3 separate regions of the Homo sapiens genome follow, and all the other regions are linked to region 3. The links are chromatin contacts, found by Hi-C or POLR2A ChIA-PET in ENCODE. All regions are on one chromosome and are shown on one strand. The core of a region is the stretch at or near the end of the contact, and the rest is flanking DNA. Distances in the headings are between cores, read along the strand shown. Region 1 holds the start of DDN-AS1 (DDN and PRKAG1 antisense RNA 1). Region 2 holds the start of KANSL2 (KAT8 regulatory NSL complex subunit 2). Region 3 holds the start of CACNB3 (calcium voltage-gated channel auxiliary subunit beta 3).

Region 1 (3,583 bases), core at 501-3,000, 180 kb before region 3:
TGTAGAATGGAACTGGTAGGGCAGCTTGGGTGGCCAAGGCAGACGCCTGTGTCCTGCTGTACCAGCAGTCCTAGGCTGCAGCACTGAGCTGACAAGGAGATACGGGTGTAGGGGTCACCCTTTTTGAGCTTAGGGAAGGCAGCTCTCCCTCAGAGTCGCACAAAAGCTTGGTAAAAGCCACCGCCTCCTCTCTCCACCGCATGGGAGCTGGTTACTCATCTCATCTCTGCACCCGAACAGCCACTGCCGCTAAAAATAGCCCCCCAGCCGTGGGCCAGCCCCTCCTGCACCCCAGCCCCATGGAAACCAGCAGAGTGGCAGGCAGAGACCTTGAGTTCCAATCTCATCACTCTATGTTGGGGAAACTGAAATCTGAGGCAGGAAGCCAGGGGCAGAACCCTGGTGGTCAGGCAACCTGACAAGCAGGAGAGTAAAGGGTTAAAACGGCAGGAAGGTTGAAGAAATAGGGGCGGGGGAGGGGGCACTGTCAGCTTGGCAAGAATCATAAGTCCCTCCCCCGCCCACTCGTGCGATCCCATCAGGCTTGGGGGACAACAGCAGTGGGAAGGGGCGTCCAATCCCGGGCCCCAGGGGGCGGCCGTGCACATGGGGGAGGTAGCAGCGCGGAGCAGTCCGCGCGGTGTCACATGCGCGCGCACACACAGAGACAGGCACACACACGTGTGCCCGGGTATATATAGTTCCCAGTCCCCGGGCCCGCGGCTCTGCAGTGGGCGCCGGCTCCCTGGGCTGGGAGGGGGCTCCTGGGGCGGGTGGGAGGGTGGGGGGCCGGGGTGGGGTGGGGCAGGATGCTGGATGGCCCACTGTTCTCCGAGGGGCCTGACAGCCCCCGGGAGCTCCAGGATGAGGAGTCTGGCAGCTGCCTCTGGGTGCAGAAGTCCAAGCTATTGGTGATAGAAGTGAAGACTATTTCCTGTCATTATAGTCGCCGCGCCCCTTCTCGACAGCCCATGGACTTCCAGGCCAGCCACTGGGCTCGCGGGTTCCAGAACCGCACGTGAGTGAAGCAGGGGTGAGGGGAAGAGAGTGGTGGGGCGGGGAGTGGGGTCCGGACCTCCCCGCAGGCACCAGCGAGCACTGCTGGTCCCCCTTCTCTTTCCCACGCCTTCCACCTCTGCCCGCTCCCGAGGGCTGGGGCCTGACTCATCCCGTTGTTTGGGGGAACAGAAGTGGGTGTGAGAAAGGGCAGGAGGTGAGATGGGGCAGACGCTGTTAAAGTGTGCATGGAGAGATGGCGAGGAGTCCCGCTTCGACTTCAGTCCTAACATATACGCACGTGCACACGCGCACACACTCACACACACCCCTTCACATGGCTGCCCCAAGTGGTCTCCAGTGCTCCCAGCTCCCCGGACCTCGGCTCCCTTCCCCCACAAACTGCTCACCTGGGTTCCTGCTCATTGTCCCAGGTGTGGGCCGCGCCCGGGATCCCCACAGCCGCCGCCCCGCCGGCCCTGGGCCTCCAGGGTGCTGCAGGAGGCGACCAACTGGCGGGCGGGGCCCCTGGCCGAGGTCCGAGCTCGGGAGCAAGAGAAAAGGAAAGCGGCGTCGCAGGAGCGGGAGGCCAAGGAGACCGAGCGAAAAAGGCGCAAGGCTGGTGGGGCCCGACGGAGCCCCCCGGGTCGACCCCGCCCGGAGCCCCGCAACGCCCCTCGGGTGGCCCAGCTGGCAGGGCTCCCTGCTCCCTTGCGGCCGGAGCGCCTGGCGCCTGTGGGGCGAGCGCCCCGTCCATCCGCGCAGCCGCAGAGCGACCCAGGGTCGGCGTGGGCGGGGCCCTGGGGAGGTCGGCGGCCCGGGCCCCCAAGCTACGAGGCTCACCTGCTGCTGAGAGGTTCTGCCGGGACCGCCCCACGACGCCGCTGGGACCGGCCGCCACCCTACGTGGCTCCACCTTCTTACGAAGGCCCCCATAGGACCTTGGGGACTAAGAGAGGCCCCGGGAACTCTCAGGTGCCCACTTCATCAGCCCCAGCTGCGACTCCAGCCAGGACAGACGGAGGGCGCACAAAGAAGAGGCTGGATCCTCGGATCTACCGGGACGTCCTCGGGGCTTGGGGTCTCCGACAGGGGCAAGGTCTCTTGGGGGGATCCCCAGGCTGTGGAGCGGCCAGAGCAAGGCCAGAGCCCGGCAAGGGGGTCGTGGAGAAAAGCCTGGGGCTGGCTGCTGCTGACCTGAACAGTGGTAGCGACAGCCATCCCCAAGCCAAAGCTACAGGGAGCGCAGGCACCGAGATAGCTCCTGCGGGGTCTGCAACTGCGGCTCCCTGTGCCCCGCATCCCGCTCCCAGATCCAGGCACCACCTCAAGGGCTCGAGGGAAGGGAAAGAAGGAGAACAGATCTGGTTTCCCAAATGCTGGATTCCCTCCCCTAAAAAGCAGCCGCCCCGCCATAGCCAGACACTCCCCAGACCCTGGGCTCCCGGAGGCACCGGATGGAGAGAATCTCTGGGTCTTGGAGAGGGGGCAGGACCGGAGACCCTGGAGGGTTGGAAGGCGACCCGCCGTGCCCACACCTTGCCCCGCAGTTCCCAGGGCCTGTCCCGTGGGGAAGGCGTCTTTGTCATTGACGCCACGTGCGTAGTGATACGATCCCAATATGTTCCAACCCCCCGAACCCAGCAGGTGCAGCTTTTGCCCTCTGGGGTGACACGCGTGGTGGGGGATTCCCCCAGCCAATCGAAGCCCGGCAAGGAGGAGGGTGAAGGGGCCACGGTCTTTCCTTCCCCTTGTCAAAAGCGGCTGTCGAGCAGTCGCCTTTTACACCAGCCCGGCGGGGGCCGCGGGGGCGAAGCTGAGGGCGGGAGGCCGGGGGACTCCACACTGGAGGAGCGCACTTTCCGCATCTTGGGGCTCCCGGCCCCCGAAGTAAACCTGCGGGACGCCCCCACGCAGCCAGGTAGCCCAGAGCACCAAGCCTTAGGCCCAGCAGCTTCGGGAGCCCAGGGCAGAGCCGAGGGGTCGGAAGTGGCGGTGGTCCAGCGGCGCGCCGGCCGGGGCTGGGCGCGGACCCCAGGGCCCTACGCCGGGGCCCTGCGAGAAGCCGTGTCCCGTATCCGCCGCCACACAGCCCCTGACTCGGACACGGACGAAGCTGAGGAGCTCAGCGTCCATAGCGGCTCCTCTGATGGAAGCGACACAGAAGCCCCGGGCGCCTCCTGGCGGAATGAGAGGACCCTGCCCGAGGTTGGAAACAGTTCGCCAGAGGAAGATGGGAAGACAGCGGAACTGAGCGACAGTGTCGGGGAGATCCTAGATGTCATAAGCCAAACCGAGGAGGTCCTCTTCGGGGTGAGGGACATCAGAGGGACCCAACAGGGAAATAGGAAGAGGCAGTGAGAGGCCCCTTCTTGTATTTGTGTCCCCAACGCATCCATCCTTGGGTCCACTGGTCCCCATTCTTCCCCACAGACTTCCTTTGCTTCTCTTTTCCTTGTATCTTTACCCATACCTGTTCTCATCCTTGAAATATAAATGAAAGGAAGGGAAGCATATGCCCATTAATGATTTTGTTTCAGGAGAGGTGAGAATGAGCAGATTTAATTAATGTCTGTTATGTTCAGGG
Region 2 (3,645 bases), core at 160-2,659, 140 kb after region 3:
CTCAGCTTTTCAAAGTGCTGGGATTACAGTGGTGAACCATGACGCCCAGCCTTAGTGTTTTTCTTGAGGGCTGTGGAATCTTTATGTTCACTTCCACTGGGACTCATGCTCACTTGCTCGTTAGGCATGGATAAAACATCTTTCTTAAACTGACAGTGAGGAGATAAGAGATGCTGGAAAGCAAAAAATGTCTAGAAGGGTTATGGGAAGAAAGCTAGGAATCATTTCTACAAGTGGTGGAGATGACAGAAAGATGCTTTTAAACTAAAAATCCTTAAAGGATGGTATGATTGGTATTGTGTCTGTCATTTTTATGATACCTGCATTATTTAGCATGGAATTTTAAAGACAGGGCACACAGTTATGAGAAGCAGCCCTAAACTAGAACAAATATTTCCTTATTCTCAGTCCAATGCTCTTTACTATATAAGAGGCAATAAGGGATAAAGAATGCGGGCTGGGTTCAAATTCGTCTTCCTTTCCCATTTAATAGCTATGGTCCCATTCTGTTCCTCAGTCCTCTTATCTGTAAAATGGACATAATACTAACCTGTACCTCTTAGGGTTGCTTTGAAAAATTCAATGACTTTATACATGTAATTCCCAGAATCAGTAAACACCCAAAAAATGTTTCTCAGTGTTCTCTATACCAAATGTTCAGTACATGTATTGAACTGTTCACAAAAGAAAGCTAAAGACTTTTTATGTGTAAACAGTGATCCTCCAGCCTCTGTCTGATTTATTTTTTATTTATATATTTTTTTGAGACGGAGTTTCGCTCTTGTTGCCCAGGCTGGAGTGCAATGGCGCGATATCGGCTCACCGCAATCTCCGCCTCCCAGGTTCAAGAGATTCTCCTGTCTCAGCCTCCCGAGTAGCTGGAATTACAGGCGTGCACCACCACGCCCGGCTAATTTTGTATTTTTAGTAGAGACGGCGTTTCTCCATGTTGCTCAGGCTGGACTCGAGCTCCCGACCTCAGGTGATCTGCCAGCCTCAGCCTCCCAAAGTGTTGGGATTACAGGCGTGAGCCACCGCGCCCGGCCTGTCTGTCTGATTTTATACTAGCTGTGTACAGTGGTGAGGGAACAGCAGCCTAGGACCACAGACTGAGGGTCCAAAAGTAGCCGGAAAACGAGCCACGCTGCAAGGTGGAAAAATATTAGCTGGCAACCCGCCCCGCAGCCCGCTCTCCGCCCCCTTCCCCGGCTCACTCTCCTCCGGGCGGAGTTGCTGACAGACAGTCTGTCTTAGCCACCCCAACCTCGCATTTTCTCAGCGCTCCGCCCTCCCAGACACGATAGGTAGTTGGTCTCGGCCAATGGCGACATCCTGTCATACGAGCGGTAGCCAATGAGTAGCCAGGAGTCCGGAAAGGGGCGAGGCCGATCTGAGAGCCGCTGGCGCCACTAGAGAAGGGCGAGCGGCGCGGCAGAGTGCGGCGCAGCGCAGCTCCTGAGGTAAGATGGCGGTGCTCTTTCCTCTAAGCTCTTGCGGTTGGGCTGCTATTTCGCTCTTTTTGTCAGCTCAGAGCTGCTACTCCGCCTCAAAGCAGTGTCAGAGTCAGTCTCCTTCCTGCAGGCTTCCAGGAGCCAGGATCTCCGGTGACTGGAGCCGTAGGACAAAATGGCGCTCGCATAGGCTTCCGAGGCCAGGCCCAGTCGTGCGCTCTGAGGCAGGCCGGGACAAAGGCGGCGTGCGGGGAGGCGGCGTGGCCGCCGCGTGGGGCTGGTGTTGTCGCTTCCCTTCGTGCTGCAGCTGTGCGAGTCCTGAAGATACATTCAGCGTGGTGTGGTTCGGGGTGGGGCCGGGCATGGAGGGACACGCTAAAGGGAGGCAAAGCCACAGATGCCTGTGGAGACTTGGGGAGGGCGGCGGGGACTTACGGAGCGTACCTTACGGGGACGACTTCTGCATGTCCTTTGGAAACTGTCCGCGCGATCTGTGTGGAGCAGGAATTTTCGGGAAGGGTAAGGGCTTTTTGGTCTTTCGTTTGACCCCGCAGGTTTTGGTTATGAACAGGATTCGGATTCACGTCTTGCCAACCAATCGGGGGAGGATCACTCCAGTGCCCAGGTCTCAGGAACCTCTGTCTTGTGCATTCACTCATCGTCCATGCTCTCACCCTCGTCTGGAGGGGCAGGAGTTTTGCATTAAGCATATCCTTGAAGACAAGAATGCACCCTTCAAGCAGTGTAGTTATATATCGACGAAGAATGGAAAAAGATGTCCCAATGCTGCCCCAAAGCCAGAGAAGAAAGATGGGTATATATGTATAGATATATATGTCGTTTTTCTTAAAGCGAGGGGGTATGTGATATGATGCGGGCTTCAGCATAGCTGCCGCGTTTGAGATTTTGTCCTTGTAAATTTGGGGTTATGGTTGTATCCTTGGAAAACTGAAAAAACGGTGAAGACTGGAAAGACCCTTGAGTTGGATTACTTAGTTCACCTCTTTGGTTCTTTTCCCTTATCTGTAAAATAAAGGCATATTCTAAATTAGTCTTTTTTTTTTTTTTTTTTTTTTTAAGAGAGATGGGGTCTTGCTATTTTGACCAGGCCGGTCTCAAACTCCTGGCCTCAAGGTATCCTCCCATCTCGGCCTCCCAGAGTGCTGGGATTACAGGCGTGAGCGACCGCGCCCGGCCCTAAAGTTAATTTTTTGGCGGGGGGGCGGCGCACAGATTCTTGCTTTATTCCCCAGGCTGGAGTGCAGTGGAGATCTCGGCTCACTGCAACCTCCTCCTTCCAGGTTCAAGCGATTCTCCTGCCTCCTAAGTAGTTGGGACTTAAGGCGTGCGCCACTATGCCCGGCTAATTTTTGTACTTTTTAGTAGAGACGGGGTTTCACCATGTTGGCCAGGCTTGTTTTGAACTGCTGACCTCAGGTGATCCATCCGCCTCGGCCTCCCAGAGTGTTGGGATTACAGGAGTGAGCCACCGCACCTGGCCCCTAAAATTCTTCTTAATGGAGGGGTGTGTGGCTCTATTTGGCTGTCCATGAATTTTGTTAAATAACATGCAAAGTTATATATGTGTGTATTCTTCTGTAAGAGGCTTCATAGTTTTCATCATGTATGCAAAGGTATCCATGCAAAAACATAACCTGACTAGATAATTTTTTACGTATCTTATAGTTTTAAAATTGTGTCCCTGGCTGGTCGCAGTGGCTCATGCCTGTAATCCCAGCACTTTGGGAGGCCACGGGAGGAGGATCACTTGAGGCCAGGAGTTGGAGACCAACCCAGGCAATACAGTGAGACCCCGTCTCTACAGAAGATTAAAAAACTCGCTGGGCATAGTGGCGTGGACATGTAGTCCCCACTACTTGGGAGGCTGAGGTGGGAGGATCACTTGAGCCTGGGAGTTCCAGACCAGACTTGGCAACATAGACTTCGTTTCTACAAAAAACTAAAAAAAATTTGCTGGGCACAGTGGTGCATGCCTATAGTTCTAGCTACTTTGAGGCTGAGGCAGGAGGATCGCTTGAACCAAGCAGTTTAAGGCTACAGTGAACTATGATTGCACCACTGCACTTTAGCCTGGGCAACAGAGCAAGACCCAATCCCTTGCCTCAGCCTCCCAAAGTGCTGGGATTACAAGGGTGAACCACTTCATCCGTCCTGTTATTTCCCTTTAATAAAG
Region 3 (3,643 bases), core at 819-3,318:
TCTTGCCTGGCACGGGGGAAGGAGAGGAGGGAGATGAGCCGTTGGATTTATTTAGAGCCTGATCTCCCTCCTACTGCTTCAGAGGGGGCCTCAGGGAGAGCAAGGAGCCAGGCAAGAGAAAGGGAAGTGGGGGAGGGTGATCAGAGCCAGAGAGAGATGGGAGGGAGCAATGGGTCAGCAGGCTGCCCTCCAACACCATCCACATGTCAGTCTGCTCCTTGCAATAGCCCTTGCCTTCTCACCAGGGATGGGAAGAACCTCCTAGGGCCATCCAGCCCCACAGAGAGGTTTGTTTTCAAGCTCACCTTGGCACCCTGGGCTATACCAGCTGTCCCTTCAACTGTCAGAAAGAGGTGTCCACCAGAGCCTTGAAAATGATCTGATCTAGCGGCAATGTAATTAGCCCCAGAGGCCCCATGGAGAATTGGGCCCAGAAGGAGACCAGTCCCAGAAAAGGACAGTTGCCTATTCTGAACATCAGCATTCATCTATCCTGGGCCTGGCAGTAAGTGATGGGAGAAGACTTGAACATGAACTCCTCTTTCCGACCCAGGGGTGCTCCAACCTATTGGGGCCCCTTCCAAGCCATCTAGTGGTCCACTCCTAAGGAGGCCTTCTTACAGGACATTTGAGGGAAAGTTGTCAGCTCCAAGGGGCTGAGAAGCTGCTCCGCATTCTTGCCCCATCTTTCCAGGCACTCTCCCTGCTGTCTGAGCTCCGGGAATCACTGCTTAATGAGCTGATTTGTCTCAGTGGGTCAGGAGATAAAAGCAAAGAGGAGAATTAAATATTTATCGGTTGCCTGTTTCTCTGAGCAAAGCGCTTCCTCTCCATCCCCAGGCCCTCAGCTCCTCTGGCCTCACCTCCAGGCCCTCCATGCTGGGCAAGAGCTCAGGATGCCCGCTGCAGAGGAAGCCTCAGCAGGGGGCTGTGGAATAGATGGGGCTCAGTCACCTGGCCTACCCATGTGCTGGGCGCCCAGGTTTCAGCCTGGGAGAGAAACTGGGCTAGAGAAAGGGTGAGGAGATGAGGCAATGCGCAGAGATGGAGGGGGTGGAAGGGAATAATGGAGCTCCTCAAGTTTTAGGATCCGTCTGTCTGAAGAGGTTGGCCCCTGGCTCCCTGATGTCCTCTCAGCTCCCTGATGTGTCGTTTGCTTGAGGCACAAGAGGTCTAGAATGTCTGCCTCCCCAACCACCTCGGCGGCTCTCCTAGCTGTTGTGTTCAGACCCCAGAAATCCAGAATTTGGAACTCCAGACATGGCGTGTTCCCTCTCCAGAGCCTCTGTGCCCTCGGCCTCCAGCCCTGCCTTCTCCCACCCCTCTTTCCTGGGCCGTGGAGCCACCTGCTTGAGCCCTTCCCCTATACTGCCCCCTCTCTGCACACACCCGATGCCCCAGGGTCTGAGTCTGGGTCGCTGGGGAACGCTTGGCATGAAAATCCATCTCCCCACGTTCTTAGAGCGCCCCCCTACAAACCCTGCCCTGCCACTGAGGCGTTTTTCAAAGTCCTGAACCGGGGAAAGGGTTGAAGGGAGAGGAGGTGTCACCCCAACTTCCCCGCCCCCACCCTCATCGTGGGCACTCACCGCCTCCGAGTCCTCAAACCCGGGCACGTAGGAGTCGTCATACATGGGGGAGTCCGGGTCGGGGGAGCGAGCGGCGCCGGGGGCGGGAGCGGCCCGGAGGCAGGGGCAAGGACTGCGGGCCGCGCCCGGGAGATGCCACCGAGCCCCGCAGCCCTGCGGGCGGCGGCAGGGAGCGAGAGAGCGCGAAGGAGGGAGCGAGCCGCGAAGACCAGCTGCTCGGAGCTCAGATCACCGCTCCCCCCACCCCACCCCCCCAAACCCAGCCGGTCCCACCCCGAGCGCGGCTGAGGAATCTGGCGCCGGCTCCTACAACAATAGTGCCCGCCCACCTGACCCCCTCCCCGGGAGAAGGCGGGGGCGGCGAGGGGGCGGCGGCCACCGGGGAGCCCGGGCCAGGCCGGGAGAGGGGAACGAACCCGTGCTAGGTGGAAGGTGGGTCCCCGAGCACCTACGGGGCCGTGGCGGCGGGGAGGAAGGGGAGGAGAGGCTGCGGGCAGGGCGGATCCAGGCAGGGAGGAGGCGGGGCGAGGAGAGATGCGGAGACAGAGACGCTCGGCAACCCAGGAACTACTCCGCCGGGAAACAAAGGGCTGCGGCGGGGGAGGGAGGGGGCGCTGAGACCGCGAGGGAGACGCGACCCGGGCGGAGACTGGAGAGGGCGCAGGTGTCGAGGAAACCGGAGAGAGAGAGGCAGAGGGAGGACGGAGAGGACAGGAAAATGGGGAGACCGTGGGAGACAGAAGAGGCGCGGGAACGAGCGGCAGACGGGGGAGGGGTCCCAGGCGACAGCAGGGCGGGTCTGGGCCCGTGCGTCCCGGAGGCTCCGAAAGCAAACCCCGCAGTGGTCCCGGGGAGGAATGGGCTTGGTGCCCCCAGGCTAATGACAGGACGGCAGCTCCTGCCCCAACAGGTGCCCGGCCCCCTCAGTACGGGGACGCTGCGGCAAAGGCGGTGTTGCCCAACCCTTGAGAAGGGGGGAACTTTCCGTGAGCTGGGTAGGCCTCCCCACACCTGTTGCACGGATAGATTTTGTCTTAGTCCTGCCAGGATGGGGGTTCCCTTCCCCACTTCCCTGCCAAGGATTGTGCCAGACAGTGCCAAGGCATCCGTGGGAACTGGGGCAGAAAGGGGCTGTTTTAGGTGAGCCTAAAGGGAAGGGGAAAGAAGCCAGAGGGTGGAGGTAGGGGGATAGTTGTGGGTGGGATCCTGGCTACACTCGGGTTGGGAGAGGAAAGGGCCAGTCTCCTCGGAGTCACTAGGGTAAGGCCAGATTCTCCCCTTAGCAGAAGGGCTTGTACCACTCTGCACCACTCAGTCTCCTTTACAGGAGCATTGAGATTTGGGGTAAGAGAGCCGCAGCCCTTATCTTGAGGAAACTTTCCCCAAAGATCCACCCATTTGAGCTCTTTCCTTTTTTCATCTCCTGAGCAAAATTCCTTCTTTGATTTTTGACTGCCTACCTTTGTGCCCCACGAGGAGGATGTGCGTAGACAGGGGTTACACTTGGAGGCCTCCTGGTGCCCATGCTCTTGGCCCTGAGCTCAGTCCTTTTCCTTCCCAATTTCTCACACCCGGGAGTTCAGCAATCTGCTCATCCCTCCTTGGCTTGAGGAGAATCAGAAATCCAAAACTCTGACATGGCTTAGTAAGATCTATGGTAGAAAGCACTGTGCATGGGAGAGAGAAAGCCCACCCAAACCAAGTGGCTTCCCACCTGGGTCACTTATCGGTGTTATCTTGGCAAGACAAAGAAGAGCTGCATCTTCAGACTGACATCTTTAGTCTGTCTACTGTGGGTGGCCCAGAGCAGCCCTGCCCAGCACCTTCCTCATGCTGGGTTTGACAAACAACTTTGTTGCAGCCCCTGTGGCTGAAGGGACTGTCTCCTCTCCTGAGTCCAGCACCAACTGGGGTTTGGTCATATACTGGATTCTTCTGTATTGGAAGTTCCCAGACACTGCCCACTTTTGTGCCCTCACCCAGTTACGCAGTATTCCTTGTATCCCCCTCTTTCATCCTTTCTCTTCAATTCCTTCTTTCAGGGGCCTGGAGAG

The links. A loop is a pair of places that touch in the nucleus more often than their neighbours do. ChIA-PET counts read pairs that join two places held with the same protein, here RNA polymerase II (POLR2A). Pooled maps may share reads with other maps.
Region 1: a map of PC-9 shows a loop between it and region 3 (4-fold over the local background). The contact joins the promoter of DDN-AS1 here to the promoter of CACNB3 in region 3. A Hi-C loop is called at or near these places in 1 of 168 maps with a recorded cell type or tissue (PC-9) and 7 of 50 pooled maps. POLR2A ChIA-PET finds 5 or more read pairs at or near these places in 4 of 52 experiments (HCT116, K562, activated CD4-positive, alpha-beta T cell and 1 more).
Region 2: a loop to region 3 is called in a map of naive thymus-derived CD4-positive, alpha-beta T cell, with 10 times the contacts of the local background. The contact joins the promoter of KANSL2 here to the promoter of CACNB3 in region 3. A Hi-C loop is called at or near these places in 3 of 168 maps with a recorded cell type or tissue (chondrocyte and naive thymus-derived CD4-positive, alpha-beta T cell), 6 of 37 single-sample maps with no recorded cell type and 16 of 50 pooled maps. POLR2A ChIA-PET finds 5 or more read pairs at or near these places in 15 of 52 experiments (GM10248, H1, HEK293T and 9 more).

Annotation. Positions count from the first base shown.
Region 1 is chr12:48,996,514-49,000,096 of GRCh38, reverse strand. It overlaps DDN-AS1 (DDN and PRKAG1 antisense RNA 1), which reads right to left and starts at 1,750. Exons shown (of 2, transcript NR_147179.1): 1 at 1,407-1,750. DDN (dendrin) reads left to right here and starts at 722. Exons shown (of 2, transcript NM_015086.2): 1 at 722-1,018; 2 at 1,431-3,583. The coding sequence starts at 810. The coding sequence ends at 3,357. RefSeq lists enhancers at 57-351, 2,021-2,090 and silencers at 497-791, 1,441-1,900, 2,451-2,540, 2,741-3,130.
Region 2 is chr12:48,680,002-48,683,646 of GRCh38, reverse strand. It overlaps KANSL2 (KAT8 regulatory NSL complex subunit 2), which reads left to right and starts at 1,409. Exons shown (of 10, transcript NM_017822.4): 1 at 1,409-1,460; 2 at 2,006-2,265. The coding sequence starts at 2,015. RefSeq lists silencers at 1,062-1,111, 1,152-1,361 and an enhancer at 1,442-1,711.
Region 3 is chr12:48,816,921-48,820,563 of GRCh38, reverse strand. It overlaps CACNB3 (calcium voltage-gated channel auxiliary subunit beta 3), which reads right to left and starts at 2,068. Exons shown (of 13, transcript NM_000725.4): 1 at 1,590-2,068. The coding sequence starts at 1,634. LOC101927241 (a long non-coding RNA gene) reads left to right here and starts at 3,632. Exons shown (of 3, transcript XR_245978.4): 1 at 3,632-3,643. RefSeq lists a silencer at 1,801-2,270.